Linked DNA regions of Mus musculus: region 2 is linked to region 1. The links are chromatin loops, found by intact Hi-C in ENCODE. Cell type or tissue: gastrocnemius. All regions are shown on one strand. Region 1 overlaps Pde10a (phosphodiesterase 10A). Region 2 overlaps Gm46585 (a long non-coding RNA gene).

The links. Hi-C counts contacts between places; a loop is a spot of excess contacts. Peaks named below come from ENCODE experiments on the same cell type or tissue, not always from the same donor. Only the 100,000 strongest peaks of a DNase experiment are listed, where the experiment ranks them.
Region 2: it touches region 1 in a loop (2.1-fold over the local background); 9 of 42 quality-filtered maps call a loop at or near these places.

Annotation. Positions count from the first base shown.
Region 1 is chr17:8,929,903-8,932,402 of GRCm38, reverse strand. Pde10a (phosphodiesterase 10A) reads right to left here. Exons shown (of 22, transcript NM_011866.2): 5 at 1,844-1,893. Among named protein-coding and RNA genes, the nearest start is that of 1700010I14Rik, 57 kb to the left of the region's middle. In gastrocnemius, no CTCF peak of the experiment used is centred here; a DNase peak (open chromatin) is centred at 1,057.
Region 2 is chr17:8,730,072-8,732,571 of GRCm38, reverse strand. The region is part of intron 1 of Gm46585 (a long non-coding RNA gene); the gene reads left to right. It also overlaps a transcript of Pde10a not described here. Among named protein-coding and RNA genes, the nearest start is that of Gm46585, 4.1 kb to the left of the region's middle. In gastrocnemius, a CTCF peak has its summit at 1,281 (motif pointing right); no DNase peak of the experiment used is centred here.

The DNA of each region.
Region 1 (2,500 bases):
TCAGAGGTCCCTGGTACACAGCTCCCCTGTCCTCTTTGCAACAGTGGCAGCTCAAAGTCCACCCTATCACATTGTTCGGGTAAACGGGCTAGCAACATGTTGAGGACCCAAGTTTTAGCAGTGAGGAGACCCCACTGAGTCCCCACTTGAGTCACCTGTGCACCTGGTCTCTGCAGACATCACCCTAGATGCTATTCACAGCTGCACTAGCACTCTTGCGATGAAAGCCGTCCAAGGGGAGTGACAAGCTGAGGTCCCCGTGAGCACACCCTGATCACACACACAAGCTGTGCACAGAAGCAAACAGACAACATTCTGATTGTTTTCTACCAAAAATCCTTACATGAGCAGGTATGGAAAGACAGGTGCTTCACTGCTCAGGAGGGATCTAGAAACTTGGATCTTCTAGAAGCTTCGATAAGATGGTGTTTATCAGAAGCTGTGTGTGTGTGCGTGTGTGTGTGTGTGTGTGTGTGTGTGTGTGTGTGTAGTGGAGGTTGGTCTGGTCAGTGGGCTAGAGTACACGGGACCAGGAGTGGGGTGCCATGGCTCAGTGTGACACATCGTGGAACGCTACAGGAAGGGGATTATACTTGCTATAGACGTGTGGTAAATGTTTCTAGGCGGGCACACAGCCCCCTGACTCGGTTCCCATGGCATGCCTCACTGACACGCTCACTCTGTTTGTGTCAGTTAAAATCAATTTTAAACTAAAGACTATCCCCACAACTTGTAGAAACAGAGCAGGAAAAAAATTACAGCTTTTTATTTTCATAGATTATCCGTCATAAACGCCACAACCTGTGGTACAGTTTTGAGTATTGGAAATGGACTGAGGTCTGTGTAATGTTCTCTGATAGACATTCTTGTCTGGCTGCTCCTTTGAAGGGAGATTCTGGGGATAGCAAAGCTCCTGACTTTACATGAGCTTTAATATCAGGGAACAAGGCCTTGGTCAGCGGTTCTACCACGCAGGTGAACAAGGACTGTGGGCAGCCGTTGACTTGCTATGAGGCAAGTCAACCAACCAAGATTTGTATGCAGCTGGTGGTCTTGGCATTGTTTTGCTATTTCAGGGAGACTGCCAACAGATCTTGGAGCCTTCTCTGTTCACATGCTCTGTAACACCAACACTACACGGTTAGTTACTCAAGAACATGGGAATCATACCGCAAATCCACACCATAGTTCACCATGGTGTTGCCTAGCTCACAGAAGTGCTCTGTGTATCACACGAGCTCACGAATGGACTTCATTATAGTAAAAAGTACTACTGTGGAGGCCTAGCAAACCAGGCACCAGCACTGAAGATGCTGAAGTGTGTCTGTGTGTGTGCGGGTACTGCATGTGACCATGGGGTGTATCGCTTGTACTCAACCAGAAATCTAGGAGCAGCCATAGAGGCGGAGACCCTGATCCAGGCTTAACAGCCCCACCCCAGCGCTCTTAACAGACTCACCTTGCCAGCCCTCAGAAAAGTCACACAATGCTACCACCCTTTTGTTCTTATTCACTCTGAGGCAGATGAAGTGCAGGAAGGACACAGGCTTCCTCCCAGGGCATCAAAGGGCTGAACTAATTTTTATAAGAAACACACATTCTAGAAATACCACACACAGAACAGGATGAAATGAACCAAAGCAAAGATACACAATTGATTGCACGGTGGGCCTGTGTGCCGCTGGGCCATTTCTGGCAGGCAGTAGCCAAAGGTACAACCGAAGTGCGAGCAGGCCTTGAGGTACTCCTTATGGCCCAGCCACTGTTTGCAGCACAGTCGATTCTTAGAGCGCTTGTGAGAATATCTTTTCTAGAGCACCAAAGTCTATATATAGATACTTACATTATTGCACTCTCCAAGGAAGTACAGTGCAAATCCGTCGGCTTTTGTGGCTGCCAAAGCAATAAAAAGAAGGAAGAAACTAATCTCAATGGAAGAATATAACATCACAGATTCTACAGCGAGACTTGGGCACCAGCCTTTGCGAGGATTGGTTAACATAAGCGGTGCTCATAAACAGAACAGTATAATGTGTGGCTTTGCTCAATAACATAATCAGAAGGTTCCCAGTCTACAGACATTTTCCCGGCATCCTCTAATACACACGGGAGGCTACACACCTCATACAGAGGCATCTATCCCGCTTTCGATCCTCACAATAGGAGAGGGGCACCTCATTTAATTTTTGAGGGTAAGGGAAAAAACCCCACATGAATTAAATAAGCACCCACCAAAACACATTGTGTAAATATACAAGTAACACCAAAGTGAACAGATTTTAACTTACATGTTTCTTCAAGATCATCCCAAGGCAATTATCATATCAAACACTGTAAGTCCTGGGTGGGTGGGGACAGGGGTGTCGCCCAGATTTAAATTCCCTGTATCTCACTTTGGTCTCTGTGTGTTTGGGTGCCTGGTTGGTCCTCAGCCTCTTTATCAACAAAACAGTGAGGGCAAACTCACAGTGATGGTGGCATGTGGTAGCATGAAGAGCGC
Region 2 (2,500 bases), 200 kb after region 1:
TGAAAAATCATAAAAATAATGGGTGATCCAGGCACAAAAAAGGATTAAACTAAGGCATTCTACACCAATAGGAATGCATGATGGACAAGCCAGCCACCAACCCTTTGACCTACACTCTGCCCTGCCTGCAAGATACACTAATGCAATGGTGGCACAGAGCTTATGGAGTAGCCAGGCAACGTCTAATATGACTTAAGGCCCACTCCATGAGATAGAACCCATACTGCTTGGAGGACCAAGAACCAGAGACTAGATAGGTCAGGGACATGGGGTAAAACAAAATACTACTGCTCTACTAAATGTACCCATACAATGACTCCTACTGACATTCTGTTATGCTCTTAGATCAGTGCCTTGCTCAGCCATCATCAGAGAAGCTTCCTCTTGCAGTAGATGGGGACAGATACAGAGACCTAAAGCCAGACACCATACAGAGAATGAAAGGCCTTGCAACACTCAGCCCTAAATGGGAGGTCTCCATCAAATCCTTCTCAGGGAACCCTGCAGATTGTCAGAGCCAGAGGGGATGGAGGACACCAAGAAAATGAGACCCTCAAACAATCAACATGAGCAATGTTCATATGACTTCACAGACAGAGGCAGCATGCATACAGCCATGCACTGTTCTGCAACAGGTCCTCTGTGGGTATACTATGGCTTCCAGTTTAGTGTTTTTAGGGAATTCCTAAGTGTGAGAATGAGTGGGTCTCTGATGCTTGTGCCCTCTTTTGGACTCTTCCTTCTGTTTATTTGTCTTGTGCAACTCTGATGTGATAAAAAAAATTTTTTGTTTTATGTTTTATTTTGTTCTTCTTTATCTTTATCCCTCAGAAGCCTGTTTGTTTTCTAATGAGAGACAGAAAGGGAGTGGTTTCAGATGGGAGAGGAGGAGAGGGGGAACTGGAAGGGCTAAAGAGGAAATCATAATCAAGATATGATCTGTGGGGTCGGGGGATCTATTTTCAATAAAATGGGGAGGTCTTAGGGGTTAGAAAAGGATAAATATCCACAATATAAAAGAATTTCGAGTTAATAGGAAAAACACCAAAACATGCGATGAAAAGGGAGCAAAAGAAATAAAAATAAACAAATGAACAAACATGAAAATTTGGTCATTCCCACTACTACATAAAAGTAAAAGAATCATTGAGCGGTTTTCATGGGGCGGGGGTGGGGTGGGGTTAGGGGTAGAAAAAAATTTCTTGGAAAAATTTGGACCCATTTCTAATTGGTTCAAACACTTGAAAGAGTAAATTATGTAGAGCTAAATAGGGTGGTCTGTAGGGGGCGCTAGCTGTGCTCCCTGGTGTCTGAATCTCGTTAAAACAAAACAAAACAAAACTGATCTCACAGATGGACACAGGGACACAGGGACAACATTCACAGAAGTCCTTTTATAATATAAAAAAGTCAAACAGGGAAGACGACAACTCACTGTCCTTCAAAAGAAAAACAGAAGAACCACACACTGGAGCCCATCTCTGTAGTGAACCGTCACATAGCATCGGGAAGCAAGCAGGTCAGCGCCACATGCCAGCGTTTGAAAGGGTGAGCAGCAGAATCCAATACAATGGTGTTTGGTGCAAGTGTGACTTTCCAAGGCACCATAGAGTTTTGTTTAGGTACGCACACATCTACAGTAAAGGTATAAATTATGTGGGAGAGGAGACAAATAGAGAATTTTGGACAGTGGTATCCCTGGAGCAGAGAGCAGGATGCAGAAAGGAGATGCAACTGAGGAGCGAGCGGGTGATGCCCACAATGGGACTCTGATAGCTCACACTAGTGAGAGCTGCACAGATGCTCATCACATGCACGAAACACTGGCATACTGTGGCCTATTTGTGCGAGCTGTAGCATCCTGGCCTGGTGATTCAGTACACATGTGTGGAGCTCAGGAATCTTAGGTCCCCTGGGAGCCAGAGCAAAGGGTACCCCGACACAGGCAAGTGCAGCCACGGACTATAAGACCATCAGCATAGGGAATATAAGGATATTAACAGTGATAAGAATCATGTTCGTAAATATCAACCAACCAGAACCCCCAGAGCTCTCGGGGACTAAACCACCAACCAAAGAGTACACATGGAAGAACCCATGGCTCCAGCCACATATGTAGCAGAGGATGGCCTTGTCATGCATCAATAGGAGGAAAGGCCCTTGGTCCTGTGAAGGCTCAATGCTTCAGTGTAGGGAAATGCCAGGGCAGGGAGATGGGAGTGGGTGGGGGGAACACCCTCATAGAATCAGGGGGAGGGAGGATAGGTTATGGGGTTTCTGGAGGGGAAATTGAAAAAGGGAATGACATTTGAAATGTAAATAAATAAAATATCTAATAAAAAACGAATCATGTTCGTAGCATAAGACAAATGCAGGAATATGCGTGTGAGTCAAGGCTAGGACAGAGTGTAGAGTCTGTGTGTGTGCCCACAGCTTATGTGTTTGCATCACATATTCAAATAGGTAAGAGGGGAACAGATCCGACTGCAGAGAAACAGTG